Regions from separate parts of the Mus musculus genome. Here regions 1, 2 and 3 are each linked to region 4. Evidence: chromatin loops called from intact Hi-C (ENCODE). Cell type or tissue: left cerebral cortex. All regions are shown on one strand.

Region 1 (8,000 bases), 380 kb after region 4:
TGTCAGTGTTTCCAGACAAGTCTAACTGAGGAGGGAAGACCCACCCTGAATGTGGGCAGCACTGTCCCACAAAATAGGTTATCATAAGTAAATTATAAATAAAAATGAGAAAGTAAGGTGAGTACCAGCACTCACCTCTTTGGCTCCCATGTATTGACAGACTGTGTCCCTTTCAACTGCAAGCCCAAAACAAAGCCTTTAAACTGCCTTTGTCAAACATTTTGTCACAGCAAGAAGGAACTAATACACCAATTACCAATTAGACTTTGAATAGTAACTTATGTCTTATAAATCACTACCTAATTATTAGTCTACTTATCAATGACATATTTGTAGCAACATTAATAGTGCATTATTTTTTCCTAAAAATAATAAATATAACCAATTACCTTGTGAATGGACTTAATCATAGTCCTCTCTAACTCAACCAACCACTTCTCCACCTGGCCCCTGGCTTTGGCTGTTGAAATGGTATCTACAAGCTCCACGACTTCTCCCTCACTACTCTTCATATGTGTAATATCCAATGTTTCTGTAAATTCGACCTTTGCAATTCCTTCAAAGCATTTCTTGAGGTGAGGCTGCACTCTGTTGGAAAAAAAAATTAAACAATCAAAGTAATACAGTTCCTCACATGTCAGGGTTCTTTGTATACTAATCTTCCTTTAACATTTAAATGGGTACAAAGCAGCAGGCATATCTGGGTTGTCAATTCAATGAGCTGAGAGATGCTAAATAGGAGCACAAAGAACCAAACAGTTTTAGGTACAGCACTCTAGCAGGTCTTCCAGCACTGTGAGCCAGTCTTCCAATGCGCATAGCCATTTCAAGTGGGATCTTCAACAGTGTTGAAACTCACAGGCTAGGCTTTAGTATCTAAGTACTTTACAGCTTAGTGAGTCAACAGATCTGGCATACCCTCCATCTTTCTGGCTACTGTAATACAGACTATGACTAACACCTCACTTGGGCACATTTTCAGCTTCATCTGTCTTTAAATGAGCAAAGAGAATTAGTGAATAAAACTCACATGGAAATATGAGCCTGAACTTATCTGTCTGGACTCTGTGACTTTTCCTGTGTGTGTACAAGATATACAATAAACTAATTTGTTCAATAAAATATTTATTCACTGCCTTGTTTTAGGTCAGATCTCTTCCTAAGGATTGAGGAATGTGCAATTTAAAAAACAACAATAGAACGTAGTGAAATCCTTTGCAGCTGTGGGAGCTTGTTCTGCTAAGGAGAAGCAGTCAGCACACGTATTAGAGCCCATGCCTGTAACAGCAAATATGAAGAAGGAAAACAAGACAGAGACAAGCCTCAGGGAGAAGTGGCCTGAGCAGGCTGGCTGTCGGAAGTATACCATTTTCAGTTGAGTGGATGTGAGTGGTCTCCTGGAGTGGCAGATGTCGGCTCCAGGACCTCCAGGATACAGATGAACAGGTTAGTGGATGCTGAAGGGATGTGCTAAAGCCAGTGGTTCTTAAGCTTCCTAATGTTGCTACCCTTAATACAGTTCCTGGTGCTGTGGTGACTACAACCATAAAATTATTTCTTTTGTTACTTCATAATTGTCACTTTGCTACCACTATGAATCATAATCTAAATATCTAATTACTTTTATTATATTTATATATATAATACATTACAAAATAATTTATAAACTACTTGAGTGATAAAAATATAAAACTTTTAAAATATAAATATTCCAAAAGAGTCCTGACCCATAGGTTGAGAAACACTGAGCAGAGACCCATGGACCATGAAGGGGAAGGCAGTCCCAGTTTCAGGAGAGATGCAAGGAAGTGGGTGGGGCAAAGCAGAGTGAAAAGGCCACTAAAGCCAAGCTTCAAGATCTCCAGCTTTCTCTCAAAAGCTACAACTGTCAGCATGTGCTTGTTACAAAAATAAGAAGTAAACAACACCCACCTAAACAGGCTAGCTGTCAACCTCATCCCTATTTGTGACATATTTGAGAATGGCCCACCGCTGAGACCATAGAAGCCATAAAGCACCACAATGCCTGGCTTTTATTGATGTACTTTGAATATGGATGAAAAGATCAATATGGTGAAGAGGAGAGGTGGACCCTCAAAATCTTAAAAAAATATGCAGTAAAATAAAAATTCCATTCCAAGGTCCATGCCCTTCCGAAATAATTATTCAGAAACACAATGTATATTTTCAATAACTGATAACCTATAATTGAAAATAATCTTAGAATATTCTTGTTCATATAAATGTAGCTAGCTATCCATTATTACTTATGTACTATCTTATTCCAAAATATGAAATGTGACCAGATGAGTGCAGCTGAGCCTCTGGGTGTGGACGCACTCACCGGGTGGGATCCTTGGTCTCAGACAGGATCTCGAGGAGCTCATCGTTGGACAGGAAGAAGAACCTGGGGAAGAAGAGGCGCTTCTTTTCCAAGTACTCATTCAACCCTTTAAGAATGAGCTCCAAGAGTTCGTTGGACTTTTTCAGCCTCTCCAGCATTCGCTCGATAGTCACAACTGCCAGGACTTGCTTATCCTAAAAACAGTAAGCAAACAGCACTTGTCTCAGTTTGATTTCTGTCGCTGGGATAAATACTATGATCAAAAGCAATTCATGGAGGAAAGGGTGTTGTTCATCTAACGTCTCCAGGTCACAGCCCATCACTGAGGAAACCAAGGAAGGAGCCCAAGCTGAAACCTGAACACAGGAACTGAACCTGAGACCACGGAAGAGAGCTATTCCTCAAGGCTCGCGGAGTCTGGAGTTTATACAACTCAGGACCAAGTTACTGTGTGTGACTGTACGTGTGTGTGTGTGTGTGTGTGTGTGTGTGTGTGTGTGTGTGTGTGTGTGTGTGTGTGTGTATGTGTGTGTGTGTCATTGCCCACAGTGGGCTGGACCCTCCCACATCAATCATTATTCAATACCCCACAATCATGCACACAGGCCAGTCTGAGAAAGGCAATTGCTCAGTGGAGGTTCCCTCTTCCCAGGAGCCTTTAGTTTGTATAAAGTTGAGAAAAAACTACCCAGTTCAGCATGAAATTCAAAATAGTAGTTATTAATTTTTATTTCTATTTACATGATAGTTGAAATTTTTCACTTAGTAGAACAAAGATTATGGGAACTTTTAAAATGGTAGTCTTGAATATTCTATGCCTGCCATGATCTTTCACATAACAGTCATGTTGGGAACACCTCAAGCCCCAGTGTTCCCAACTTCCCACTGTAACCAGGAATGTAATAGGACATTCTAGGAAGGTTACATGAAATTCAAACAAGAGGATGACAATTTAAGAGAAAAACACTGAATTTTAAAATTAACTAAAAACTTATTTTTTCAATTGTACTCAACCATGACTGAAAGTTATACCAAAATATCAGTTGAAAATTGTTTCACGTGTGAATTTTATTCTAGGACTAGAGATAGGGCTGAATCATCCTTTGGCACATGCAGGGCCCTGGTTTCCATTGCCAGCTCCAGCAGAAAGAAAATGCTTTCTTTGCTTTTCTCTTTTTCTAGTGGGGCTGAGAAAATTAAATTTCTCTTTTTTATTGGATATTTTATTTATTTACATTTCAATCTTATCCCTTTTCCTGGTTTTCACTCTGGAAACCCCCATCCCATCCTCCTTCTCCCTGCTCCTCATAGATGAGGGTGCTCCCCCATCCACCCACCCACTCCCGCCTCCCCAACCTGGCATTCCCCTACACTGAGGCATCAAGCCTTCACAGGACCAAGGGCCTCTCTCCTCTCATTGATGTCCGACAGGCCATCCTCTGCTACATATGCAGCTGGAGCCATAGGTCCTTCCATGTGTACTCTGGTTGGTTGATATTGTTGTTCTTCCAAGGCGGTTGCAAACCCCCTCAGCTCCTTCTGTCCTATATCTAACTCCTCCATTATGGATCTTGTGCTCAGTCCAATGCTTGTCTGTGAGCATCCACCTCCATATTTATCAGGATTTCGCAGAGCCACTCAGGGGTCAACTATATCAGGCTCCTTTCAGTATGAACTTCTTGGCATTTGCAAGGGTGTCTGGATTTGGTGTCTATATATAGATTGAGTGCCCAGGTGAGGCAGTCTCTGGATGGCCTTTCCTTCATTCTCTGCTCTAAACTTTGTCTCAGTATTTCCCCCTTTGAGTATTTTGTTCCCCCTTCTAAGAAGGATGGAAGCACCCACACTTTGGTCTTTCTTCTTCTTGAGCTTCATGTAGCCTGTGAATTGTATCTTGAATATTCTGAGCTTTTGAGCTAATATCCACTTATCATTGACTGCATACAATGTGTTTTTTTTTTTTTTTTGTGACTGGATTACTGCACACAGGATGATATTTTCTAATTCCATCCATTTGCCTAAGAATTTCATGAAGTTGTTTTTTTTTTTTTTACAGCTGAGTAGTACACCATTGTGTGATTGTACCACATTTTCTGTATCCATTCCTGTGTTGAAGGACATCTGGGTTCTTTCAAGCTTTTGTCTATTATAAATAAGGCTGCTATGAACATAGTGGAGCATGTGTCCTTATTACTTGTTGGAGCATCTTTTGGGTATAGGCCCAGGGGTGGTATTTTTGGGTTTTCAGGTAGAACTATGTTCAATTTTCTGAGGAATTGCTGGACTGATTTCTAGAGGGGTTGTACCAACTGGTAATCCCACCAGCAATGGAGGAATGTTCCTCTTTCTCCATATCCTCACCAGCATCTGCTGCCATCTGAGTTGTTGATCTTAGACATTCTGACTGGTGTGAGGTGAAATTTCAGGGTCATTTTAATTTGCATTTCTCTGATGACTAAGAATGTTGAACACTTATTTAAGTGCTTCCCAGCCATTTGGTACTCCTCAGTTTAGAATTCCTCAGTTTAGAATTTTGTGTTTTGTACCAGGAGATAAAAATGGATTGATGTGCATTCTTCTACATGCTAACCTCCAGTTGAACCAGTACCATTTGTTGAAAAGTCTGCCGGGCGTGGTGGCGCACACCTTTAATCCCAGCACTCGGGAGGCAGAAGCAGGCGGATTTCTGAGTTCGAGGCCAGCCTGGTCTACAAAGTGAGGTCCAGGACAGCCAGGGCTATACAGAGAAACCCTGTTTCCAAAAACCAAAAAAAAAAAAAAAAAAAAAAAAAAAGAAAAAAAAAAGAAAAAGAAAAAGTAAAGGCTGTCATATTTTTCCACTGGATGGTTTCAGCTCCTTTGTCAAAGATCAAGTGACCATAGGTGTGTGGGTTCATTTCTGGGTCTTCAATTCTATTCCATTGATCTACCTGCTTGTCTCTGTACCAATACTGTGTGGTTTTTTTTATCAGTATTGCTTGTTATCAGAAATGGTGATTCCCTCAGAAGTTCTTTTATTGTTGAGAAAAGTTTTCACTATCATCGTTTTTTTGTTATTCCAAATGAATTTGCAAATTGTTCTTTCTAACTCTATGAAGAACTGAGTTGGAATTTTGATGGAGATTGCACTGAATCTTTAGATTGCTTTTAGCAAGATAGCCATTTTTACATTACTCCTGCCAATCCATAATCATGGGAGATTTTTTCCAACTTCTGAGATCTTCTTTGATTTCTTTCTTCAGAGACTTGAGGTTCTTGTCATAAAGGACTTTTACTTGCTTGGTTAGAGTCACACCAAGGTATTTTATATTATTTGTGACTATTGTGAAAGATGTAATTTCCCTAATTTCTTTCTTAGTCTCTTTATCCTTTGAGTATAGGAAGGCTACCATTTGGTTTGAGTTAATTTTATATCCAGCCACTTTCCTGAAGTTGTTTGTCAGGTTTAGGAGTTCTCTGGTGGAATTTTTGGGTTCAATTAACTATACTATTATATCATCTGCAAATAGTGATATTTTTGACTTCTTCCTTTCCCCAATTTGTATGCCTTAGACCTCCCTTTGTTTTCTAATTGCTCTGGCTAGGACTTTGAATATTATATTGAATAGGTAGGGAGAGGGTGGGCAGCCTTGTCTAGTTCCTGATTTTAGTGGGATTGCTTCAAGTTCCTCTCCATTTAGTTTGATGTTGGCTACTGGTTTGCTGTATATTGCTTTTTACTATGTTTAGGTATGGGCCTTGAATTTCAGATCTATCCAAGACTTTTATCATGAAGAGGTGTTGATTTTTTTCAAATGCTCTCAGCATCTCTTGAGATGATAATATGTTTTTTTTCCTTTCAGTTTGTTTATATAGTGGATTGCATTGATGGATTTCCATATGTTGACCCATCCCTGCATCCCTGGGATGAAGCCTACTTGATTGTGATGGATAATATTTCGATGTGTTCTTGGATTCAGTTTGTGAGCATTTTATTAAATCTTTTTGAAATCAATATTCATAAGGGAAATTGGTCTGAAGTTCTTTGTTGGTTGGGTCTTTCTGTGCTTTAGGTATGAGTGTAGTTGTGGCTTCATAGAATAAATTGGGTAGTGTTCCTTTTGTTTCTATTTTGTTGAATAGTTTGAAGAATATTGGCATTAGGTCTTCTTTGAAGATCTGATAGAATTCTACACTAAACCCATCTGGTCCTGGGCTTTCCTTGGTTGGGAAACTTTTAGTGACTCTATTTTTTAGGGGTTATGGGACAGTTCATATGGTATATCTGTTCCTGATTTAACTTTAGTATTTGGTATCTGGCTACAAAATTGTCCATTTCATTCAAACTTTCCATTTTGTTGAGTTTAGGCTTTTGTAGTAGGATCTGATTTTTTTTTTTTTTATTTCCTCAGTTTCTGTTGTTATGTCTCCCTTTTCATTTCTGATTTTGTTAATTTGGATACTGTCTCTGTGCCTTCTGGTTAGTCTGGCTAAGGGTTTATCTATCTTGTTGATTTTTCTCAAAGAACCAGCTCCTGGTTTTGTTGATTCTTTGTACAGTTCTTTTTGTTTCTACTTGATTTAATAAGCTCTGAGTTTGATTATTTTCTGCTGTCTACTCCTATTGGCTGTACTTGCTTCTTTTTGTTCTAGAGCTTTCAGCTGCTAATCAAGCTGCTAGTGTATGCTCTGTCCAGTTTCTTTTTGGAGGCACTCAGAGCTATGAGTTTTCCTTTTAGCACTGCTTTCATTGTGTGCTATAAGTTTGTGTATGCTGTGTCTTCATATGTATTAACTTGTAACGAGTCTTTATTTCTTCCTTGACCCAGTTATCATTGAATAGAGCATTGTTCAGCTTCTATGTGTATGTGGGCTTTCTGTATTTTTTTATTATTTTGTTTTTTTTGTTTGTTTGTTTGTTTGTTATTGAAGACCAGCCTTCGTCCTTGGTGATTTGATGGGGTGCATGAGATTATTTCAATCTTCTTGTATTTGTTGAGGCCTGTTTTGTGACTGATTATAAGATCAATTTTGGAGAAGGTACCATGAGGTACTGAGAAGAAGATATATTCTTTTTTGTTTTAGGATGAAATGTTCTATAGATATCAGTTAAATCCATTTAGTTCATAACTTCTGTTAGTTTCACTGTGTTTAGTTTCTGTTTCCATAGTCTGTCCACTGATGAGAGTGGGGTGTTGAAGTCTACCACTATTATTATGTGAGGTGCAATGTGTGCTTTGAGCTTTAGTAAAGTTTCTTTCATGAATATGGGTGCCTGTTGGGAACAAAAAAAAAGGGGGACCCAGGGGAAGGGGGCAGAAGCCCACACCCTGCCAAAGTTTTCCCTATCCTCTGGTCTGTCAGACGTGGGAGGGTTGCTAACTACCTTCCACTCATCCCTGGGTGGGCATTCCTCTATCCCACTCTTCAGGGGGTGGCCAGGGGGCAGCCCTACCTGGGATTCCTGGAGCTACCTTGCTAAAGCCCTGGGGTTATAGGAGAGAGATGAGGGAAGAGGTTCCCAACACTGACCAGAGTGAGAGCAGGGGATCTTTTTTTTTTTTTTTTTTTTTTTCCATTTTTTATTAGGTATTTAGCTCATTTACATTTCCAATGCTATACCAAAAGTCCCCCTTACCCACCCACCCCCACTCCCCTACCCACCCACTCCCCCCCT
Region 2 (8,000 bases), 130 kb before region 4:
GGAAGTCAATCTTATCAGATATTAGGATGGCTACTCCTGCTTGTTTCTTCATACCATTTGCTTGGAAAATTGTTTTCCAGCCTTTCATTCTGAGGTAGTGTCTATCTTTTTCTCTGAGATGAGTTTCCTGTAGGCAGCAAAATGTTGGGTCTTGTTTGTGTAGCCAGTTTGTTAGTCTATGTCTTTTTATTGGCGAGTTGAGACCATTGATGTTAAGAGATATTAAGGAAAAGTAATTGTTGCTTCCTGTTATTTTAGTTGTTAAAGGTGGCATTCTGTTCTTGTGGCTGTCTTCTTTTAGGTTTGTTGAGGGATTACCTTCTTGTTTTTTCTAGGGCGTTGTTCCCGTTCTTGTATTGGTTTTTTTCTGTTATTATCCTTTGAAGGGCTGGATTCGTGGAGAGATAATGCGTGAATTTGGTTTTGTCGTGGAATACTTTGGTTTCTCCCTCTATGATAATTGAGAGTTTGGCTGGGTATAGTAGCCTGGGCTGCAGTTTGTGTTCTCTTAGTGTCTGTATAACATCTGTCCAGGCTCTTCTGGCTTTCATAGTCTCTGGTGAAAAATCTGGTGTAATTCTGATAGGCTTGCCTTTATATGTTACTTGACCTTTTTCCCTTACTGCTTTTAGTATTCTATCTTTATTTAGTGCATTTGATGTTCTGATTATTATGTGTCGGGAGGAATTTCTTTTCTGGTCCAGTCTATTTGGAGTTCTGTAGGCTTCTTGTATGTTCATATGCATCTCATTCTTTAGATTTGGGAAGTTTTCTTCAATAATTTTGTTGAAGATGTTTGCTGGACCTTTGAGTTGAAAATCTTCATTCTCATCCACTCCTATTATCCGTACGTTTGGTCTTCTTATTGTGTCCTGGATTTCCTGGATATTTTGAGTTAGGATCTTTTTGCATTTTCCATTTTCTTTGATTGTTGTGCCGATGTTCTCTATGGAATCTTCTGCACCTGAGATTCTCTCTTCCATCTCTTGTATTCTGTTGCTGATGCTCAAATCTATGGTTCCAGATTTCTTTCCTAGGGTTTCTATCTCTAGTGTTGCCTCGCTTTGAGTTTTCTTTATTGTGTCTACTTCCCTTTTTAGGTCTAGTATGGTTTTGTTCATTTCCATCACCTGTTTGTATGTTTTTTCCTCTTTTTCTGTAAGGACTTCTACCTGTTTGATTGTGTTTTCCTGTTTTTCTTTAAGGACTTGTAACTCTTTAGCAGTGTTCTCCTGTATTTCTTTAAGTGATTTATTAAAGTCCTTCTTGATGTCCTCTACCATCATCATGAGATATGCTTTTAAATCTAGGTCTAGGTTCTCAGGTGTGTTGGGGTTCCCTGGACTGGGCGAAGTGGGTGTGCTGGGTTCTGGTGATGGTGAGTGGTCTTGGTTCCTGTTAGTAAGATTCCTCCGTTTACCTTTCGCCATCTGGTAATCTCTGGAGTTAGTAGTTATAGTTGACTCTGTTTAGAGATTGTTCTTCTGGTGATTCTGTTACCGTCTATCAGCAGACCTGGGAGACAGATTCTCTCCTCTGAGTTTCAGTGCTCAGAGCACTCTCTGCTGGCAAGCTCTCTTACAGGGAAGGTGCGCAGATATCTTGTATTTGGACCTCCTCCTGGCCGAAGAAGAAGGCCCAAAACAGGACCTTTCTCAGACAGTGTGTTGCTTTGGCAGTTCCCAGGTGGTACAGACTCTCACCTAAGCAGACTAAATTCCTAAGTTCCTTGGAGTCCCGGGACCAAGATGGCGACCGCTGCTGCTGTGGCTTAGGCCGCCTCCCCAGCCGGGTGGGCACCTGTCCTCCGGTCCGGAAGGTGGCCGGCTGTCCCCGGCCCACACAGGGTGCTGCCTCAGCGCCTCTGTGCTTCTGCCTGTTCCAGAAGCTGTCAGGTTCTCTGGCGCACCCTCTCACCTGTTCAGACTAATTTCCTAAGTTCGGCGGGTCTCGGACCAAGATGGCGACCGCTGCTGCTGTGGCTTAGGCCGCCTCCCCAGCCGGGCGGGCACCTGTCCTCCGGTCCGGACGGTGGCTGGCTGTCCCCGGCCCACAAAGGGTGCTGCCTCAGCGCCTCTGTGCTTCCGCCTGTTCCAGAAGCTGTCAGGTTCTCTGGCGCACCCTCTCACCTGTTCAGACTAATTTCCTAAGTTCGGCGGGTCCCGGACCAAGATGGCGACCGCTGCTGCTGTCGACAAAATGTTTTAAAACAATAATAAATCAAGTATGTTATCCTTATAAAGATACTGGAAATTTTTGGTGTCAAGACTATGTGTTATTCTTGGTGGAATAAAGTGCACATTTTCTTAACTTGATGCCACATTTGGGAAGACCCATGGAAACTGTATTATAAAGAAAGATTTGGTAGTTCTTATAGCATTTAGACAAGGAGAGATAAATCCTGGAAAATTTTCAGGTATGTTTGAGAACATTCAGGATGAGCTAATACGACATTGGTACAGGGGAGAAAAGAAATAGCAAAACCAGCAACCAGAATATCTTCTAGTTATAAACACAGACAAGGAGTTAGGCAGCTAAGAGGAGGAATAACAAGAGAAAACATTTTAATGAAAATTATTATGATTATTTGCTTAAGTTATTGGGCACAAGCTCATTCTTTATAAAACATATAAATACTCACAGCCTTCATTTTTTGGTATGTAGCAAGTTGTGCTTTCCAAAGGGAATTTAAAACTAATAGTTGAAGGTGCTGATGAGGTTGTTCCACAAGTAATGTAGTGGTCATGCAGACATAAGGACTTAAGTTCAAACCCCAGAAGCCATGTAAAAATAGCTGAATATGGTGGTGCCTATCTATAATCCCAGTACAGAGACAGAGGATCCCTGGGGCTTGCTGGCCAGCCAGTCTAAGCAAACCAGTGAGCTCCAAGTTCAGTGAGAGAGCCTACCTCAAAAAATTAGGTAGGAAAACAACAAAGGATAACAGCTGACCTCTATCCACACAGGCATGTACAAATTGGAAGTCACTCAGGTAAAGGGAGAGTCCTTTTCTTTAGTTGTATTGCCTCTGGTAGCCCTTGTTTCAGTAGAGAACTGAGTAGTGCCCGTGTAAGAAATCCTAATTAAATTCTGTAGGTAACCAATAGAAAGTAATTTATTTCTTTTAAATAAAAGCTCTCAGGGATCTATCAAATGTTATCTATCAAGTGAGGAAAAAAACAATCATTGAAAAGCTACAAATAAAGAGATCTTAAGGAGCTAGAAAAAAGTACCCAAGGAGCTGAAAGGGTCTGCAACCCTATAGGTGGAACAACAATATGAACTAACCAGTACCCTCAGAGCTCATGTCTCTAGCTGCATATGTAGCAGAAGATGGCCTAGTCGGCCATCATTGGGAAGATAGGCCCCTTGGTTTTGCAAACTTTATATGCCCCAGTACAGGGAAACACTAGGGCCAAGAAGTGGGAGTGAGTGAGTAGGGGAGCAGGGCGGGGGGAGGGCATAGGGGGCTTTTGGGATAGCATTTGAGATGTAAATGAAGACAATATCTAAGAAAAAAAATTCTAAAAAAAGAGAGAGATCCTTAGATTTTCCTCAATAGCTTTCTCTCTATTTTTCAAAATTTCTACAATTTTTCTTTACTGAAAAATAATTGTAGTAAAACTTAATTATCCTGGCCAGGATACCTACAGAATTCTTTAGTGTTCTTCTGTCGTGCTGTTATAAAGTATGGTTTCAATTCATTGCTCACTTAATTCCAACTCAGTTGGTATGCACGTTAATTAACTTGGTAACATTTAAACCACCACAGCAAGGCATGCATACACTCCCATGCAAGCATGCAGGCTTTCCCCGTACCAGGTCACATATGTAGAAAAACACTGATTTAAACAACAATATTACAGTGAATAAATGTTGAAAGTTAACCGCTTGAGGGAAATTATGCATTCAGTAGAAATAAAATTCAGTGAGGTTTCATTCATTAAAGGAGTTGGGTTTCAATTTTTGCTTGGTAGTGTTTAAATGCTTCCAGGAGAGGGAATGTTTAATTGATTACCACCCCCAACAAGTATTTGCAATGTATAAATAATTGCAAGCTGTTTCGGCAAATTCTAGTTATAAAACTGACTGAAGTCAACACTACTTGGTAAATTACTGTAATTCTTTTCTCCACATTTTTCATATTCCCATTAACATTTATCCTCCGGTAAGTACTAAACGATAAAATGAATGTGCAGTTTGAAATGATTTATTCATGTCCAAACATTACAGCTTCACAAAGGGCGTCATTTTTGGCTCCCTAAGTTGTCAGTAAAATAATTGCATTTGCCTTTTAATTGATGCTTATACTTCTTTGAGGCCATCATTAACGAGACTCCTTTAATGGTTAGCCAGAAAATATCTTTATATAATTAGCATTTTCCTGACACCCACCCTCTTTGTCCTGGAGGATTAGAGAGTGAAGCAACTTTTGAGAAAGCTCATTAAAAGACAGTGTCCAGCCACATGTTCCCAGTGGTCATGGGATGGTTATCTGGACCCATCTGATAAAAGTGTTACAGGGAGTGAAGACAGTTTTATACATTGTCATCAAAAGTGGTGGGAGTGGGTTTCAGCCATCTTCCCTCCCTGTGTGTGAGTATAGAACAGCTGTGGGAACAAATGTTAGCGTGGGCTATGCAAGCAAGCAAAAATAGCATTTCCACTTTGAAATTTCCTTCCCAGATATGTTTGGGGATGACCAAAGCAAAGGAAGGGGGTGGGGGGAATGGGTCAGAGCCATATGGCTTCTTAACTTGGTATTTACAGTTGCTTCTGAGAATAACTGTCTCCCATCATTATAAGGTGTAAAGGGTAGCATTCGTGCATAACAATAGACAGGTTGAAGTCGCATTCTCACCAAGGCAAAGATCTCATTACTCTCTGCTTGGTTCAAAATATCCATGCTCATAGATCAGAAAGTAATTCGAAAGAACAAATTCAGTCCCTGTATGTTCAATGCTAAAATAGTTAAGATTACAGAAAACAAACAAGCAAACAAACAAACAAAAAAACTTACATGTTGATTCTATTCAAATAATTAGAGTCTTTCTGTTATATTTGGGTCATAGCTATTTTTTTTCTTAATACAATCTTTAACTGCCCTTGTCATGCTAATTTAATTTAAGCTAAATGTCTGAAAACAACAGAGAAAAAGTAGCAGTGAGAATACTTTGGCCTTTTTACTGCATCTTGTTTTTCAGTTAACCAAAGGTCACATCACAGTATGAGTGAGATGAGGAAATATGTCCATAGGAACCCCTTTGCTCGGGACAGAGGCAGGCACCTCCTTAGCACAGAAAATACATACGGTTCACAGAAGAAGCAGAATCCTACTGTTTTCTGCTTGAAAAAAAGACTGCTTTTCAAATTCTCTGATTATGGCTTTGGTTTTGACATCAGTAAACCCAGATGGAGCCTCTTCACCACAGCATATAAGATAAATATTGTAAATTTTTGGCATTTAGCAGATAATTGCTAGATTTTTCTATTCATGTCAAATACATTATTTTCACAATAGGGGGAAAACACGTGCCATGTGCTTAAAAGTGCATGCTGTGAACCTTAATTACTAAGTTATATTTGGAGCATATCTTGCCAATTATATCTTGGCATTTTGGTTTAATTTAAATGTTCTCTATTATATATCTTTTTTAATTTGCCTTTTAATACCATGAGAAAAACACTGATTGCTATGTACAAGAAAGCAGAGCTGGCTGAAAAAGAGGAAGGCCGAGAGTCAGACATGGTTTCTCAAGCCTGTAACCTGAGCATGCAGGTGGCTAATTTAAGAAGACTGTATATTCAAGGCCAGTGTGATCTACATAGTGAATTCAAGTCCAGCCTGGAATACATAAAGAACCCTTGTCCTTAAAGTAAGGCAGACCAAGATTTTTATTTTTGGTCTTTGATTTTTTTGTTTTTTGTTTTCTGTGTTTTTTGTTTTTTGTTTTATTAGACATCAATATTTTACGCACTGTGCTGAAGACTGACACAGCCCCATGGTAGGTCATAGAGATGTAGCAGCATGGTAGGTCACAAAGATGCAGCAGTGTGGTACATTAAAGCCTGAAGTCAGCTGGAATTTTTTTTATTGAATCTGTTAGACAAGAAAACTTCTGGAAATAAGTTCTGAGAATTATTCTAAAACTTCCCACCACATGACTCTGTTATCATCTAGCAACCCAAGCTTGGCTGTCAATTCCACATTTAAAAAAGCTCTTTCGGCTGGGCAGTGGTGGCACGTGCCTTTAATCTCAGCACTTGGGAGGTAGAGGCAGGTGGATTTCTGAGTTTGAGGCCAGCCTGATCTACAGAGTAAGTTCCAAAACAGGCAGGGCTACACAGAGAAACCCTGTCTCAAAAAAAAAAAAAAAACAAAAAAAAAAAAACAAAAAAACAAAAAAACAAAAAAAAAAAAACAAAAACAAAAACAAAAGTCTCTTTCGGTAGACCTTGGGTACAAACTTCACAGCCAGTCCCACAACACCCAAAGGAAGCTCCACTCCCAGGCACTCTAACATGCCCAGGATCACAGGATCACAAGATCCTAGGAGCTTGGTCACACCAGGATCTCAGGGTCCCAGTGGCAGCTTGACTCCCAGGATCTCTGACACATCCAGGATCTCAGGATTACAGGATCACAGAGATAGCTGAACTCTGAGGAGTTCTGACACAACCAGGATCGCAGGAAGGACAGGCCTCAGTCAGATATAGCAAGAAAAGGTAGCACTAGATAAAATCAGATGGCGGGAGGAACGTGTAAAATCATAAGCAACAAAAACCAAGGTTACATGGCATCATCAGAACCCAATACTTCTACCATACCAAGTCCAGGATATACCATCACACCGGAAAAGCAAGGTTCGCATCTAAAATCCCTTCTCATGATGGGGATAGAAAACTTTAAGAAGGACATAAATAACTCCCTTAAAGAAATATAGGAGAACACTGGTAAACAGCTAGAAGCTCTTAAAAAGGAAAGAAAAAAAAAATCCCTTAAAGAAGTACAGTAAGAAAAAAAACAAACAAGTGAAGGAATTGAACAAAACCATCCAGAATCTAAAAATGGAAAGAGAAACAATAGAGAAATCACAAAGGGAGGCAACCCTGGAGATAGAAAACCTAGGAAAGAGATCAGGAGTCACAAATACAAGCATCATCAACAGAATACAAGAGATAGAAGAGAGAAGAGAGAGAGAGTGCAGAAGTTACCATAGAAAACATTGACACAACAGTTAAAGAAAATGCAAAATGCAAAAAGCCCCTAACCCAAAACATCCAGAAAATGCAGGACACAATGAAAAGACCAAACCTATGAATAATAGCTATAGAAGAGAGTGAAGATTCCCAACTTAAAGGGTTAGTAAGTTATCTTCAACAAATTATAGAGGAAAACTTCCCTAACCTAAAGAAAGAGATGCCAATGAACATACAAGAAGCTTACAGAACTTCAAATAAACTGGACCAGAAAAGAAAGTCCTCCCATCACATAATAATCAAGACACCAAATGCACTAAACAAAGAAAGAATATTTAAAGCAGCAAGGGGAAAAGGTCAAGTAATATATAAAGGCAGACTTATCAGAATTACACCAGACTTCTCACCAGAGACTATGAAAGCTATAGGGGCTGGTGAGATGGCTCAGTGGGTAAGAGCACCCGATTGCTCTTCCGAAGGTTCAGAGTTCAAATCCCAGCAACCACATGGTGGCTCACAACCATCCGTAACAAGATCTGACTCCCTCTTCTGGTGTGTCTGAAGACAGCTATAATAATAAATAAATCTTTAAAAAAAAAAAAAAGAAAGCTAAAAGATCCTGGGCAGATATCATACAGACCCTAAGAGAACACAAATGCCAACTCCAACTACTACACCCAGCAAAACTCTCAATTACCATAGGCGGAGAAACTAAGATATTCCATGACAAAACCAAATCTATACAATATCTTTCCACAAATCCAGCCCTACAAAGGATAATAGATGGAAAACACCAATAC
Region 3 (8,000 bases), 390 kb after region 4:
TTTATTTAGTGCATTTGATGTTCTGATTATTATGTGTCGGGAGGAATTTCTTTTCTGGTCCAGTCTATTTGGAGTTCTGTAGGCTTCTTGTATGTTCATATGCATCTCATTCTTTAGATTTGGGAAGTTTTCTTCAATAATTTTGTTGAAGATGTTTGCTGGACCTTTGAGTTGAAAATCTTCATTCTCATCCACTCCTATTATCCGTACGTTTGGTCTTCTTATTGTGTCCTGGATTTCCTGGATATTTTGAGTTAGGATCTTTTTGCATTTTCCATTTTCTTTGATTGTTGTGCCGATGTTCTCTATGGAATCTTCTGCACCTGAGATTCTCTCTTCCATCTCTTGTATTCTGTTGCTGATGCTCAAATCTATGGTTCCAGATTTCTTTCCTAGGGTTTCTATCTCTAGTGTTGCCTCGCTTTGAGTTTTCTTTATTGTGTCTACTTCCCTTTTTAGGTCTAGTATGGTTTTGTTCATTTCCATCACCTGTTTGTATGTTTTTTCCTCTTTTTCAGTAAGGACTTCTACCTGTTTGATTGTGTTTTCCTGTTTTTCTTTAAGGACTTGTAACTCTTTAGCAGTGTTCTCCTGTATTTCTTTAAGTGATTTATTAAAGTCCTTCTTGATGTCCTCTACCATCATCATGAGATATGCTTTTAAATCTAGGTCTAGGTTCTCAGGTGTGTTGGGGTTCCCTGGACTGGGCGAAGTGGGTGTGCTGGGGTCTGGTGATGGTGAGTGGTCTTGGTTCCTGTTAGTAAGATTCCTCCGTTTACCTTTCGCCATCTGGTAATCTCTGGAGTTAGTAGTTATAATTGACTCTGTTTAGAGATTGTTCTTCTGGTGATTCTGTTACCGTCTATCAGCAGACCTGGGAGACAGATTCTCTCCTCTGAGTTTCAGTGCTCAGAGCACTCTCTGCTGGCAAGCTCTCTTACAGGGAAGGTGCGCAGATATCTTGTATTTGGATCTCCTCCTGGCCGAAGAAGAAGGCCCAAAACAGGACCTTTCTCAGACACTGTGTTGCTTTGCAGTTCCCAGGTGGTACAGACTCTCACCTAAGCAGACTAAATTCATAAGTTCCTTGGAGTCCCGGGACCAAGATGGCGACCGCTGCTGCTGTGGCTTAGGCCGCCTCCCCAGCCGGGCGGGCACCTGCCCTCCGGTCCGGAAGGTGGCCGGCTGTTCCCGGCCCACACAGGGTGCTGCCTCAGCCCCTCTGTGCTTCTGCCTGTTCCAGAGGCTGTCAGGTTCTCTGGCGCACCCTCTCACCTGTTCAGACTAATTTCCTAAGTTCGGCGGGTCCCGGACCAAGATGGCGACCGCTGCTGCTGTCGAGAGCAGGGGATCTTGTTGAACAGAGATTCTCTATGGTTTTAGAGCTTTATTGTAGAAAGGCAGGGAGAAAGAGAGAAGGTAGAAAGAGAGAAGGTAGAAAGAGAGAAGGGGGAGGCTAGAGAGAAAGAGAGTAAGAGGGAGAAAGGAGGGGAGAGGAGAAGACAAAGAGAAAGGAGAGAGGAGAGAAGACAAAGAGAGGGAAGAGAGGGTGAGAGTGAGGGGTAAGAAGTAAGAGAGAGACAAGTAAGAGAGCAAACAGAGACTAAACAGCCCTTTTTATGGTCTTTACTGTTGCTAGGTAACTGGGGAGGAGTTTAGCATGAAGGTCAGAAGCTCGGGCCATTGCCTCTGTGACTTATAGCCATGCTTCTCTTGTGGGGGGACTGTGTGGGGCAGTAACTTAGGCAGGAGCCAGAGTTCCAGGAGCATAAGGGAATACCTACCGTGTCATGAAGGTGAATTATCACCATTCCTAGGGTTCAGACCTCAGCTCAACTGGAGACCAGCCTGCAATTCCCCACAGGTGCCCTTTCATTTGGAGCATAGATGTTCAGAATTGAGAGTACATATTGGTAGATTTTTCTTTTGATGGGTATAAAGTGGCCTTTCTTACTTTTTTTTTTTTTTTTTGGTAATATTTGGTTGGAAGTTGATTTTATTCAATATTAGAATAGCTACTCCAGCTTGTTATTTGGGACTATTTGCTTGGAAAAATTATTTTCCAGCCTTTTACTCTGAGGTAGTGTCTGTCTTTGTCACTGAGGTGCATTTCCTGTACGCAGCAAAATGCTGGGTCCTGTTTACATATCTAGTCTATTAGTCTATGTCTTTTTATTGGGGAATTGAGTCCATTGATGTTAAGAGATATTAAGGACAAGTGACTGTTGCTTCCTGTTATTTTCGTTGTTAGAGAAAGAATTATGTGTATGTGGCTATCTTCTTTTGGATTTGTTGATAGAAGATTACTTTCATGTTTTTTCTAAGGTGTAGTTTCACTCCTTGTGTTGGAGTTTTCATCTATTATCCTTTGTAGGGTAGAATTTGTGAAAAGATATAGTATAAGTTTTGTTTTGTCATGGAAAATCTTGGTTTCTCTATCTATGGTAATTGAGAGTTTTGTTGGGTATAGTAGCCTGGGCTGGTATTTGTGTTCTCTTATGGTCTGTGTGACATCTTCCCAGGACCTTCTGGATTTTAGAGTCTCTTGGTGAGATGTCTGGTGTAATTCTGATAGGTCTGCCTTTATATGTTATTTGACCTTTTCTCTTACTGCTTTTAATACTCTTGGTTTTGTGCATTTGATGTTTTGATTATTATGTGATGAGAGAAATTTCTTTTCTGGTCTAGTTTATTTGGAGTTTGGTAGGCTTCTTGTATGTTTATGGGCATCTCTTTCTTTAGGTTAGGGAAGATTTCTTCTATACTTTTGATGAAGATATTTACTGGCCCTTTAAGTTGGGAATCTTCACTCGCTTTTCTACCTGTTATCCTTAGGTTTGGTCTTCTCATTGTGTCCTGATTTCCTGGATGTTTTGGATTAGGAGCTTTTTGCATTTTTCATTTTCTTTGACTGTTCTGTCAATGTTTTCTAAGGTATCTTCTGTACCTGAAATTCTTCTATCTCTTGTATTCTGTTGGTGATGCTTGCATCTATGACTCCTGATCTCCAGAGTTGTCTCCCTTTGTGATTTTTTAATTGTTTTTATTTCCATTTCTAAATCCTGGGTGATTTTGTTCAATTCCATCATCTGTTTGATTGTTTTTTCCTATAATTCTTTAAGGGATTTTTATGTTTCCTTTTTAAGGGCTTCTACCTATTTACCTGTGTTCTTCTGTATTTCTTTAAGGGAGTTATTTATGTCTTTCTTAAAGTCCTCTATCATCATGATGAGATGTGCTTTCAAATTTGTATCTTGCATTTCCTGTGTGTTGTTGTATCCAGGACTTGCTGTGGTGAAAGAACTGGGTTCTAATGATACTAAATATCCTTGGTTTCTGTTGCTTAGGTTCTTGTACTTGCCTCTTACCATCTGCTTACCTCTGGTGTTAGTTGGTCTTGCTGTCTCTTACTGAAGCTTGTCCCTCCTGTGGTTCTGTGAGCCTGTGATCTTAAGTGTTTCAGCACTCCTAGAGAGACCTGGGTAGAATTTGGGTGCAGAGGGCTGTAGGATAGCCTTAATTCCTGGAGTAGATGGAGACCAGAAGGATCCTGTCCCCACCTGTTCAGCTGTTCCTATGCCCTCTCTTTCTTTCCAAGAGTAGCACTTGTTTTTTGTTAGTGTGGTTTTGGCTTTTTTTCTTTTTTATTTCTGGCCTCAAATTTACTGTGCAGCTATCCTGGAGCTCCTCATGGGCCTTGCACTTCTGCCTCATCTGTTCCATCATACAGCATCTCTTATGCCACCATTCAGGGCTTTTGTTTAGTAATTAGAACACTGCTGAAAAGACAGCATGGTTTGCTTTGTGTTGAATTGTGATGATATTACAGAAGCACAATAATTTAGCAAAGAAAAATAACTATCATTAATACCTGTTTCATCAATAAAACAAAAGTATAGCACATGTGCAATGAAAGATTAAGGAATCTCCAATTTTTAAAGGCATTTCATTGCAAGTTTCAGAAGATTTTGTGTTTCAAATAGATATTTAATACTCCCCCTCTCCCTCCTTTGTCTCTGTCTCCCTCTCCTCCCACGCCCTCACACACACAAATACTAACAAACTCAGGACATAATTTTTAAATGTGCAAGTCATGCAGTGTGGACTAGTACTGTTATGATCCTAAATCAAAAATTGAAAATAGTGTTCTTTGAGCGCCACCATCTGGAAGAAAATGTTTGTCGTGTTTGAAAAAAAATTACTGTTAATAAAAGTGAATTTTTTCTTTCACAAATTATCAATAATTGTTTGGTTTGAACACTGGTAGTTTACTATAATTTGATTAACTTAGGTCTGATATTTGAAAGTTATGATGTTCAACTTTTAGAATAACTAGATTTGGTTCAGTAAATATAGTGTCTGATCAACAACAAATAAGCTCCCTCTCCAAAAACCCAAAGCAAAAAAAAAAAAAAACCCAAAAACCCAAAAACTAAACCATTTAGGTACAGCCAATCAGCTGACCATCTCCCACCTGAAATGCTTAGAACAGATATGTTTTATATTGCAAAGCTGTGTGCATTGTGAAATATTTGTATACACCTTGCTGGTGGAACATATTAAAGTTGAAAGTAAAAAATACAAACTAAAAGTTTCAGTATTTGAGGCAATACACATTTTTAATTAGATATGATAAAGCTGTTTTAACTTTTTGAGGTCAATTCTACTTAGACAGGTTAGCACAATGGCTCTGATTTAAATACAAACTTCCAAATGGTCTGAACGAATTTGCATATGGACTAAAACCACAGAAAGGTATCCTTACATGCCTAGAAGATAACTCACACATAAAAAGACACAGTGACAGATTGCTTGCACAAAGCAAAGGCCCCTGGTGTGACATGCTGACTTCTATCCTGCCCTCTACTCCCTTCTACCCATCTATCATATATCATGTGTTTAATCTCTATTCTTTAAAATGGGGAAGAGAGCTCTTTCTCAAAGTTGGCTTAAAGACAGAAATGAGGTCCCTTCCTGTCGGTGTCAGCACAGGGTCACCATGGGCGTGGAGTCGGCAGACACCCTCCTCCCCCCCCCCCAAGGTCCCTAGAGGATTCTCCATGCGATCTTAGGACCACCTGTGAGTAGGACACAACTTCTGTTCCATTCCAAATCGCACAGGACCTGAAATAGCATTAGGGAAGCAGAAAACCTGGCCTGACTAGGGTCACAAGTCCCTTCCAGTCTGCTCCAGCACTGGGTCACCTTGGGTGCAGAGGCAGTGGACAAGCCCCAAGGTTCCTAGAGGACAGCTTCTGAGGCAGACCCCGTTTCGGGCTCCAAACATCCGGGCATCTTCCCTGCCAGAGGAGAGGTGTCATCCCCACCCAGGAGGGCTTTGCTAGAGCACCTGGGGAAGCCATCTTGGTTCCTGGATCCCTCCGAGACTAGTCTGTGCAGGTGAGAGTATGGACTACAGAAGCTAACAGCTTCTGGGACAGGCCCTGTTTCAGGGCTTCATCTTCTGCCAGGAGGCAGGTCCGAATGCCAGATATCTGTGCACCTTCCCTGCAAGAGGAGATCTTGCCTGCAGAGAGCACACTGACCACAAAAATCAGAGGAGAGAGCTGGTCTCCCAAGTCTGCTGATAGAGGGTAACAGAATCACCAGAGGAACAATCTCTAAACAGAGACAACTATAACAACTAACACCAGAGACTACCAGATGGCGAAAGGTAAATGTAAGAATCTTACTAACAGAAACCAATACCACTCACCATCATCAGAACCCAGCACTCCCACTTTTCCCAGTCCAGATCACCCCAACACACCCGAAAAGCTAGACCTGGATTTAAAAGCATATCTCATGATGATGGTAGAGGACATTAAGAAGAACCTTAATAACTCACTTAAAGAAATACAGGAGAACATTGCTAAACAGGTAGAAGACATTAAAGAGGAAGCACAAAAATCCCTTAAAGAATTGCAGGAAAACACAACCAAACAGGTGATGGAATTGAATAAAACCATCCAAGACCTAAAAAGGGAAGTAGACACAATAAAGAAAACCCAAAGTGAAGCAATGCTGGAGATAGAAACCCTAGGAAAGAAATCTGGAACCATAGATGTGAGCATCAGCAACAGAATACAAGAGATGGAAAAGAGAATCTCAGGTGCAGAAGATCCCATGGAGAACATCGGCACAATAATCAAAGAAAATGCAAAATGCAAAAAGATCCTAACTCAAAACATCCAGGAAATCCAGGACACAATGAGAAGACCAAACCTAAAAATAATAGGTATAGATGAGAATGAAGATTTACAACTTAAAGGACCAGCAAATATCTTCAACAAAATTATAGAAGAAAACTTCCCAAACTTAAAGAAAGAGATGCCCATGAACATACAAGAAGCCTAGAGAACTCCAAATAGACTGGACCAGAAAAGAAATTCCTCCCGACACATAATAATCAGAACAACAAATGCACTAAATAAAGATAAAGTATTAAAAGCAGTAAGGGAAAATGGCCAAGTAACATATAAAGGCAGGACTATCAGAATTACACCAGACTTTTCACCAGAGATTATGAAAGCCAGAAGATCCTGGACAGATGTTATACAGACACTTAGAGAACAAAAATGCCTGCCCAGGCTACTATTCACAGCCAAACTCACAATTACCATAGATGGAGAAACCAAAGTATTCCATGACAAAACCAAATTCACACATTATCTTTCCACAAATCAAGCCCTTCAAAGGATGATAAGAAAAAAAAAAAAAAAAACAATATAAGGACAGAAACCACACCCTAGAAAAAGCAAAAAGTAATACATCAACAAACCCAAGACAGAAACAAGATCAGAATGCCAACTCTAACAACAAAAATAATAGGAAGCAACAATTACTTTTCCTTAATATCTCTTAATATCAATGGAATCAATTCCCCAATAAAAAGACATAGACTAACAGACTGGCTACACAAACACGACCCAACATTTTGCTGCTTACAGGAAACCCATCTCAGGGAAAAAAAATCAGACACTAACTCAGAATAAAAGGCTGGAAAACAATTTTCCAAGCAAATGGTCTGAAGAAACAAGATGGAGTAGCCATTCTAATATCGAATAAAATCGACTTCCAACCCAAAGTTATCAAATAAGACAAGGAGGGCCACATCATACTCATCAATGGTAAAATCCTCTAAGAGGAACTCTCAATTCTGAATATCTATGCTCCAAATGCAAGGGCCGTCACATTCATTAAAGACACTTTAGTAAAGCTCAAAGCACACATTGCACCTCACACAATAATACTGGGAGACTTTAACACAACACTTTCATCAATGGACAGATCGTGGAAACAGAAACTAAACAGGGACACAGTGAAACTAACAGAAGTTATGAGACAAATGGATTTAACAGGTATCTACAGAACATTTTATCCTTAAACAAAACCTTTTTCTCAGCACCTCATGGTACCTTCTCCAAAACTGTCCATATAATTGGTCACAAAACAGGCCTCAACAGATACAAAAATATTGAAATTGTCCCATGTATCCTATCAGACCACCATGGCCTAAGACTGATCTTCAATAACAACATAAATAATGGAAAGCCAACATTCACGTGGAAACTGAACACCACTCTTCTCAATGATACCTTGGTCAAGGAAGGAATAAAGAAAGAAATTAAAGACTTTTTAGAGTTTAATGAAAATGAAGCCACAACATACCCAAACTTATGGGACACAATGAAAGCATTTCTAAGAGGAAAACTCATAGCTCTGGGTGCCTCCAAAAAGAAACTAGAGAGAACAAACACTAGGAGCTTGACAACACACCTAAAAGCTCTAGAACAAAACGAAGCAAATTCACCCAAGAGGAGTAGACAGCAGGAAATAATCAAACTTAGGGGCAAAATCAGCCAGGTGGAAACAAGAAGAACTATTCAAAGAATCAACCAAATGAGGAGCTGATTCTTTAAAAAAAATCAACAAGATAGATAAACCCTTTGCCAGACTCACTAGAGGGCACAGGGACAGCATTCTAATCAACAAAACCA
Region 4 (8,000 bases):
AGAAAAAGCATTTGACAAGATCCAACACCCATTCATGATAAAAGTGTTGGAAAGATCAGGAATTCAAGGCCCATACCTAAACATGATAAAAGCAATCTACAGCAAACCAGTAGCCAACATCAAAGTAAATGGAGAGAAGCTGGAAGCAATCCCACTAAAATCAGGGACTAGACAAGGCTGCCCACTTTCTCCCTACCTTTTCAACATAGTACTTGAAGTATTAGCCAGAGCAATTCGACAACAAAAGGAGATCAAGGGGATACAAATTGGAAAAGAGGAAGTCAAAATATCACTTTTTGCAGATGATATGATAGTATATATAAGTGACCCTAAAAATTCCACCAGAGAACTCCTAAACCTGATAAACAGCTTCGGTGAAGTAGCTGGATATAAAATTAACTCAAACAAGTCAATGGCCTTTCTCTACACAAAGAATAAACAGGCTGAGAAAGAAATTAGCGAAACAACACCCTTTTCAATAGTCACAAATAATATAAAATATCTTGGCGTGACTCTAACTAAGGAAGTGAAAGATCTGTATGATAAAAACTTCAAGTCTCTGAAGAAAGAAATTAAAGAAGATCTCAGAAGATGGAAAGATCTCCCATGCTCATGGATTGGCAGGATCAACATTGTAAAAATGGCTATCTTGCCAAAAGCAATCTACAGATTCAATGCAATCCCCATCAAAATTCCAACTCAATTCTTCAACGAATTAGAAAGAGCAATTTGCAAATTCATCTGGAATAACAAAAAACCTAGGATAGCAAAAACTCTTCTCAAGGATAAAAGAACCTCTGGTGGAATCACCATGCCTGACCTAAAGCTTTACTACAGAGCAATTGTGATAAAAACTGCATGGTACTGGTATAGAGACAGACAAGTAGACCAATGGAATAGAATTGAAGACCCAGAAATGAACCCACATACCTATGGTCACTTGATCTTCTACAAGGGAGCTAAAACCATCCAGTGGAAGAAAGACAGCATTTTCAACAAATGGTGCTGGCACAACTGGTTGTTATCGTGCAGGGTCTTCAATTCAATTCAATTGAAGAATTGAGTTGGAATTTTGATGGGGATTGCATTGAATCTGTAGATTGCTTTTGGCAAGATAGCCATTTTTACTATATTGATCCTGCCAATCCATGATCATGGGAGATCTTTCCATCTTCTGAGATCTTCTTTAATTTCTTTCTTCAGAGACTTGAAGTTCTTATCATACAGATCTTTCACTTCCTTAGTTAGAGTCACACCAAGATATTTTATATTATTTGTGACTATTGAGAAGGGTGTTGTTTGCCTAACTTCTTTCTCAGCCTGTTTATCCTTTGTGTACAGGAAAGCCATTGCCTTGTTTGAGTTAATTTTATATCCAGCTACTTCACTGAAGCTGTTTATCAGGCTTAGGAGTTCTCTGGTGGAATTTTTAGGGTCGCTTATATATACTATCATATCGTCTGCAAAAAGTGATATTTTGACTTCTTCCTTTCCAGTTTGTATTCCCTTGATCTCCTTTTGTTGTCGAATTGCTCTGGCTAGGACTTCAAGTACAATGTTGAATAGGTAGGGAGAAAGTGGGCAGCCTTGTCTAGTCCCTGATTTATTGGGATTGCTTCCAGCTTCTCACCATTTACTTTGATGTTGGCTACTGGTTTGCTGTAGATTGCTTTTATCATTTTTAGGTATGGGCCTTGAATTCCTGATCTTTTTAAGACTTTTATCATAAATCGGTGTTGGATTTTGTCAAATGCTTTCTCCGCATCTAACGAGATGATCATGTGGTTTTTGTCTTTGAGTTTGTTTATATACTGGATTACGTTGATGGATTTCCATATATTGAACCATCCCTGCATCCCTGGGATGAAACCTACTTGGTCAGGATGGATGATTGTTTTGATGTGTTCTTGGATTCGGTTAGCGAGAACTTCATTGAGGATTTTTGCATCGATATTCATAAGGGAAATTGATCTGAAGTTCTCTATCTTTGTTGGGTCTTTTTGTGGTTTAGGTATCAGAGTAATTGTGGTTTCATAGAATGAATTGGGTAGAGTACCTTCTGCTTCTATTTTGTGAAATAGTGAAGAACTGGAATTAGATCTTCTTTGAAGGTCTGATAGAACTCTGCACTAAACCCATCTGGTCCTGGGCTTTTTTTGGTTGGGAGACTATTAATGACTGCTTCTATTTCTTTAGGGGATATAGGACTGTTTAGATCATTAACCTGGTCTTAATTTAACTTTTGAACCTGGTATCTGTCTAGAAACTTGTCCATTTCATCCAGGTTCTCCAGTTTTGTTGAGTATAGCCTTTTGTAGAAGGATCTGATGATGTTTTGGATTTCTTCAGGATATGTTGTTATATCTCCCTTTTCATTTCTGATTTTGTTAATTAGGATGCTTTCCCTTTGCCCTCTAGTGAGTCTGTCGAAGGGTTTATCTATCTTGTTGATTTTCTCAAAGAACCAGCTCCTCGATTGGTTGATTCTTTGAATAGTTCTTCTTGTTTCCACTTGGTTGATTTCGCTCCTGAGTTTCTTTATCTAAAGAAGTTTCAGGACTTTTATAATACAATTATATTCCCACAAATCTGTAAATCATATTCTCAAAAGCTCTGTTTTCCAAGCTACATCTCTTGGCTCAAACTGTACACACATAGGAAGGGCAACACTATATTCTGACACTCAAAGTCATCTTGCTATCTTCAGATTCAACCTGTATGCCATGCACGTACTCTTGCATGCCTCTGCTTACAAATGATGAACACAAGCTTTTAGGAAACCAAAATCCAAAGCAGAGTGTCCAAAACACAAATTTATCCTCTATTTCTGTTTATATTTTAAAACAGAATTGCTAGCTTTTTAAAATAAGGCTTGTAACTGTTTTCCTTGTTCAGTCTTGTATAGGTAAGAAGAAAGACATTAGACAGATTTACAAGAATTCAAATAGTTGACAGGAATGCTGAACTGTCTGAACCCAAGGAGGCCTGGATGTGACCAGGGTGCTCCATCTTGGATCTGCTCTTAAGCCTGCTGCACTCTTGTTGATAATCTATTCAGTTTTCATATTTACATAACAAATCCCCTGGTTGGTTTAACTCCAATCACACACTTCCTTTCTTTGATCTTTCAAAATGTATAGCTACTACTTCACAAGATAAATAAATCTTGTAAAGCCAAAGGCTGGACTGATGCCAGGCAACTGGAAATGGATGCCCATCCCACTCTAAATCTCCAGGTTCCCAAGTTCTCATATATTCTTCTCTCACACACAAAAAACCTCTCCATTCAACATTTCATGATTGTTCAGATATTGAAAAAGACTCCAAATTCTCCCAAAAGGGAAAATCCATAGTTGGTAAGTTTCTGGTAAAGTAGAGCCAAAAATAGCAAGGGATTCACTTCTTACCTAAAAACAGATGCCAAGTCAAAGCAATGTACCAGAACCCAAAACACACTAACCACAACCAATCAAACAGTACCAAAGTGAAACTGGACCTCTTCACATGACTTAAAATACTACTGGCACCTTACTGCTGTTTTCCTAAAAGTCTGAAGGCTTGGGATATAGTTCAGTCAGTGCAATCTTTGCTTAGCTTATATAATCTCTAGCATCCCAAAAACTGGGTATAATAGCATCTACCTGTATCATTGTACTCTAGTGATAAAGGCCAAAGGGTCAGGAATTCACTGTACTCTTTAGTTACATAGCGAATTTAAGGCCAGCCTTGAATACTTAAAACTGTATTTCAATAAAAACTTGAAGTCTTTCAAGCAATGGCTCAGTTTAAGAGCTCATGAACAATCATGAGTACCGGCGTTCAAATCCTAGCACACATGTAACAAGCTGGCCACCCCCACACACACAATCTCCTGTAACTCTACCACAAGGAGGCAAGCGGCAGAGGGATTGTTAGGACTTACACCTGTCTTACTCAGGTTTACAATGATTCTCTAGGAAGAATGTCCCACATCCACTCATTGTGGAAGCTGCCTGGCACTGGAAACCTAGCCAACTACCCAAGGCTAGTGAAGTCATGGACCTTGGAGGAGAACCTACCACCACTTTACTAAATCAGCATGATCTCTAACTGCACTCTCAATATCTGTCCATATGCCCACAGATAAGTGTAGTTCTCATCCTTCATCAAGGAAACTTGTTGATGCAAATGACGGAGACCACTACCGAAAAGTATAGCAAATCAAAATGTAGGATTGCAGAGCCCAGTTCCAACTGGTACATCTTTACCATAACTCCTGCACCTAAGGCTCAGGTATCATTACAGAAGAGGGAGTGGAAAGAGTATTTGAGAGAAACAGGGAGTTTGCTATGAGGTTGTACCACTGAGAAATGCCAGAAGCCACACCCATAACTACCAACTATGACCTCTACAAAGACATCACTGATAGATGTGCTACTGTGGATGGGGGAGGGGAGCCCAGGAAGCCTCAACCCTACCCAAAGAACTACAGGCTACGAAGGAATGCGGAGAACAGGAGAAAGAGTCTTTCCAGGGAAAAACTCAACAATTGGTTATTCAATACCAAATGGTCAGATCTGAAAATAAACATACAAGTAACATTATATAGACTGAGCCAGACACACACACACACACACACACACACACACACACTGTATTTAGGAATTATTTCAACAGTTGAAGAAAAACTTCATGAATTTGAAAGAGAACCAGAATGATACATGGGAAGGTCTGAGAAAAATAAAAGGAAGAGAGAAATAGTGTAAGTATGTTATAATCACAAAAAAATTAAGGAGTTAAAAGACAAACTAAAAAGAATAAATGAAAAAAAAAAATGTCCCACCAAAATACCAGCCAGCAGGGGGAGCCCAAGCAAAATTCTAAAATGGTGACAGTACTGATAACATACTAGCCAGCAGAAGTTCTGCAAACATGAGCTTTGTTATTCGGCAGAACAGTATATATTCAGCACTCCATGGACTAAGAGGATAAAGACGAAGACAGGGAGCACAGAGCCAGAGCCAGAGCCAGAGCCAGAGCCAGCTTTGTTTCTGTGCCTGCTCTCTGCCTCAACTAGCTGATTAGGTTAATTACTGCTCAGCCTCGGCTTTGCTGTATCTTTAAAGAGGCAGATAAAAGATATTTTACAACTGTCACAACCTATCTCTAGTGCTTGAAGACCTACCAGCTCTATTGTGGCATCTCTTGTAAAAGAAATCTGAATCTAACATCAAAAACTCTCTAAAGCCATTTCATTCTTTTCAATAAATATTTAAGATATTTTATCATCATCATCCTTCCTCCTCATCTTCCTCCTCCTCCTTCTTCTTCTTCCTCCTCCTCGTTCTCTCTCTCTCTCTCTCTCTCTCTCTTTCTTTTCTTTCTCTTTTTTAAAAAAATGTGACCATATCCTTGAGGCAGAAGAAAATTCTATATCTTCATGAGCTGGCAGGTCTTCTTTGAAACACAAAGAATTCCTAACTTCTAACCTTGGCAGGGACCCTTTTTCCTCCCCCTTTTCCTGTTGTGAAAACCCTCTGAAGTCTTGTCTGTAGACTAATGTAGAAAACACGGCTGTGTACAAAGGCTGCTTGTCACCTCTGAATGTACTCCATCAGCATGCTGCCTGCCACTTCATGTTGTTTAGCATCACGGACTGCTTTGCAGAAGGACACCGACGCCCACATCTATCTCCTTGAGACAGGCAGAGAAAGAAATCCTTTTTCCTGTCTCCAAAAGGACTGACAAGCTTTTAGTAGTGTTTATCTTCACTGAAGGATGATAACCTTGGATGTGAAAGTTGGAAGAGACTGATAGGATTAAGCTCCCTCATCTGCATTCCCCAGTTTTCTTTGGGGGGGGTAAAAGGCTGAAGCTTGTCTTTTTACTTGTTCACATGGATCTTTCTAAACTTAAAGTTATATTTATATACCAAAAAACAAGTATATCACTGTATGAAAATTTTGCAAAAAAAATGAGATTTTTTTTTGGTAAACCTAAAATTCTTTTAATGGATTATACATTCAGTATTTTTCCGTACTGTCCATCACTCCTCCCATATTATCCACATGGTTCTGTCTGAACTGGTATTTTGAGACTCCATATCATGTCATAGTTACACAGTCTTGAAGGTCCTCTGATTGAAGTCAAGTCTAAGGACTATTATTATTTACACTGGATTGACTCAAGGGCAATATAATCTCCCCTGATTGTTGTCAATTCTATGAACTAGATGATTATTTACACCGGATTGACTCAAGGGCAAAGATGGGTAAAACTGGTGTTCCACCATTAACTTGTATATTAGGATTCTCTTGTAATCTAGATTGTGACCTAGAGTCAATATTACCAAAGTTCAATAGGTACAGCTGTATCTACTAGGTGGACAGTGTGATTTACCAGAGGACTGTTTACAGAAAGGACTGTGAAACCCCTAAGAAAGAATAAAAACCCAGGTACTGAACTTTGACTCAGAGGAGAACCCTTTTTCTGACTCCAGTGTCATATTTGTTCCAGCTCACCAAGATTTCCGGTCTACTGCATAAAGAACACTACATGAACAACAACTGTGCCTAGGCCTTGGACTCCAGCAGGAACCTCATTGAGCTTTAAGGGAGCACTGTGGTTTCTAGTGAGTGATTGGCAGTGGGCTTCTAAGCCCAGCAGCAGCTGGGTACAGGTGAATTGTCAGGCAAGGCTCAGGTTAAGCTCTGCAGTTCATTCCAGGCAGAAAGGCACAGGCCTTGCCAAATAAATAAATAAATAAATAAATAAATAAATAATCACATGAAAGGGGTCCTTGAAGGCACCTCTATGAATCTCCTCCTCTCCATTTCCTTAGGAGTACTGAGCCATTCCAAGATCTGTGGCAGGAATGAATTCTCAGATTACAAGGGTGAGATCCGAATGGGGCCTCAGAGGTGGCTTTACACTGGACTGGTTCCTCTCTACAGTTACTTGACTGCCAACAGAGATTGAGTCAGCATTGCCCACAGACAAGCTTTGAGCTTGTTTTTTGTTCCCAAGTGGACAAAATCGTCTTGTGGTCTTAATCTGACCTTCAGGGGGTGTTTAGCTGTCTGGGCTTTGGCCTTGAATTTCTTCACAAGACTATCTAAAAGTTATCCTATCTGGTTTTGTCTTAGAAATCGAGATTGCATCCTCAGTGTGTTATCCTAATGAAACACAAGGCCTCTCTTGTTCTTTTCAAACCATTTGTACAGACCATGAAGGCCATTCTTCACTCTGAATTATTTTTTATTCATCCACCTTTCAAACTTCACAAAATAAGCATTAAATCTTACAGATATGTTAGGGAACAAGATTTATTTTATTTGGTAAACTTAATGTAAATTATGACTATTTTTTAAATAACCTAATATAAAGCATAATGAGATTAGTGAAACTCCATGACCAGGCTTTAAGACACAAAGTAACAATTTCAAGTTAATTTTTAAAATTATTTTATTATTACTATTACTATTATTGTTGTCTTTGCATGTAAGTGTGTGTGTATATGTGTGTGTGAGAGTGGGTATATTTGTGTACTAGCATGAAAAAACCATAGGTCATGTGTAGATGTCAGAGGACAGATGGGGAAGTTACTTTTCTCCTTCCACCATGGTTTCAAGAGCTTGAACTTGGGTTATCAGTTTTACAGGATATCCTAGTTAGGTTTCTGCTGCTGTGATAAAACCATGACCAAAAACAACTTGGGAAAAAGGGTATATTTTCACTTATATGTTCTAATCATTGAGAGAAGACAGAACAGGAACTCAAGACAGGAATCTGGATTCAGGAACTGAAGCTAAGATCAAGGAGCAATGCTGCTTACTAGCTTTCTGTCCCTGGCTTGCTTAGCTTTTTGTTCTATACAACCCAGGATGAGAATGAGGAGGAGGAAGATGAGGAAGGAGGGGACGAGAATTGTCAAGCAGGAGGGAAGAGCAGGAAATGGGTTTTGAGTGCCTGGAACTCATTAAACATGTTTTTTATCAAGCACAGAGCTTCTTCTCTTGAGG

The links. A loop is a pair of places that touch in the nucleus more often than their neighbours do. Peaks named below come from ENCODE experiments on the same cell type or tissue, not always from the same donor. Only the 100,000 strongest peaks of a DNase experiment are listed, where the experiment ranks them.
Region 1: a loop joins it to region 4, with 5 times the contacts of the local background. A loop is called at or near these places in 6 of 42 quality-filtered maps.
Region 2: a loop joins it to region 4, with 5 times the contacts of the local background. A loop is called at or near these places in 2 of 42 quality-filtered maps.
Region 3: it touches region 4 in a loop (7-fold over the local background); 6 of 42 quality-filtered maps call a loop at or near these places.

The regions. Positions count from the first base shown.
Region 1 is chr1:46,589,479-46,597,478 of GRCm38, reverse strand. Dnah7c (dynein, axonemal, heavy chain 7C) reads right to left here. Exons shown (of 65, transcript NM_001310335.1): 20 at 2,345-2,538; 21 at 390-588. Among named protein-coding and RNA genes, the nearest start is that of Dnah7c, 170 kb to the right of the region's middle. In left cerebral cortex, no CTCF peak of the experiment used is centred here; DNase peaks (open chromatin) are centred at 935, 1,234, 3,454 and 3,716; H3K27ac peaks cover 456 bases.
Region 2 is chr1:47,100,020-47,108,019 of GRCm38, reverse strand. No RefSeq gene overlaps it. Among named protein-coding and RNA genes, the nearest start is that of Gm39638, 150 kb to the left of the region's middle. In left cerebral cortex, no CTCF peak of the experiment used is centred here; a DNase peak (open chromatin) is centred at 4,621; H3K27ac peaks cover 1,718 bases.
Region 3 is chr1:46,576,700-46,584,699 of GRCm38, reverse strand. All of the region lies in intron 19 of Dnah7c (dynein, axonemal, heavy chain 7C), which reads right to left. Among named protein-coding and RNA genes, the nearest start is that of Dnah7c, 160 kb to the right of the region's middle. In left cerebral cortex, a CTCF peak has its summit at 4,179 (motif pointing left); a DNase peak (open chromatin) is centred at 4,131.
Region 4 is chr1:46,967,555-46,975,554 of GRCm38, reverse strand. No RefSeq gene overlaps it. Among named protein-coding and RNA genes, the nearest start is that of Slc39a10, 120 kb to the right of the region's middle. In left cerebral cortex, a CTCF peak has its summit at 4,841 (motif pointing right); DNase peaks (open chromatin) are centred at 4,864 and 5,639; H3K27ac peaks cover 2,638 bases.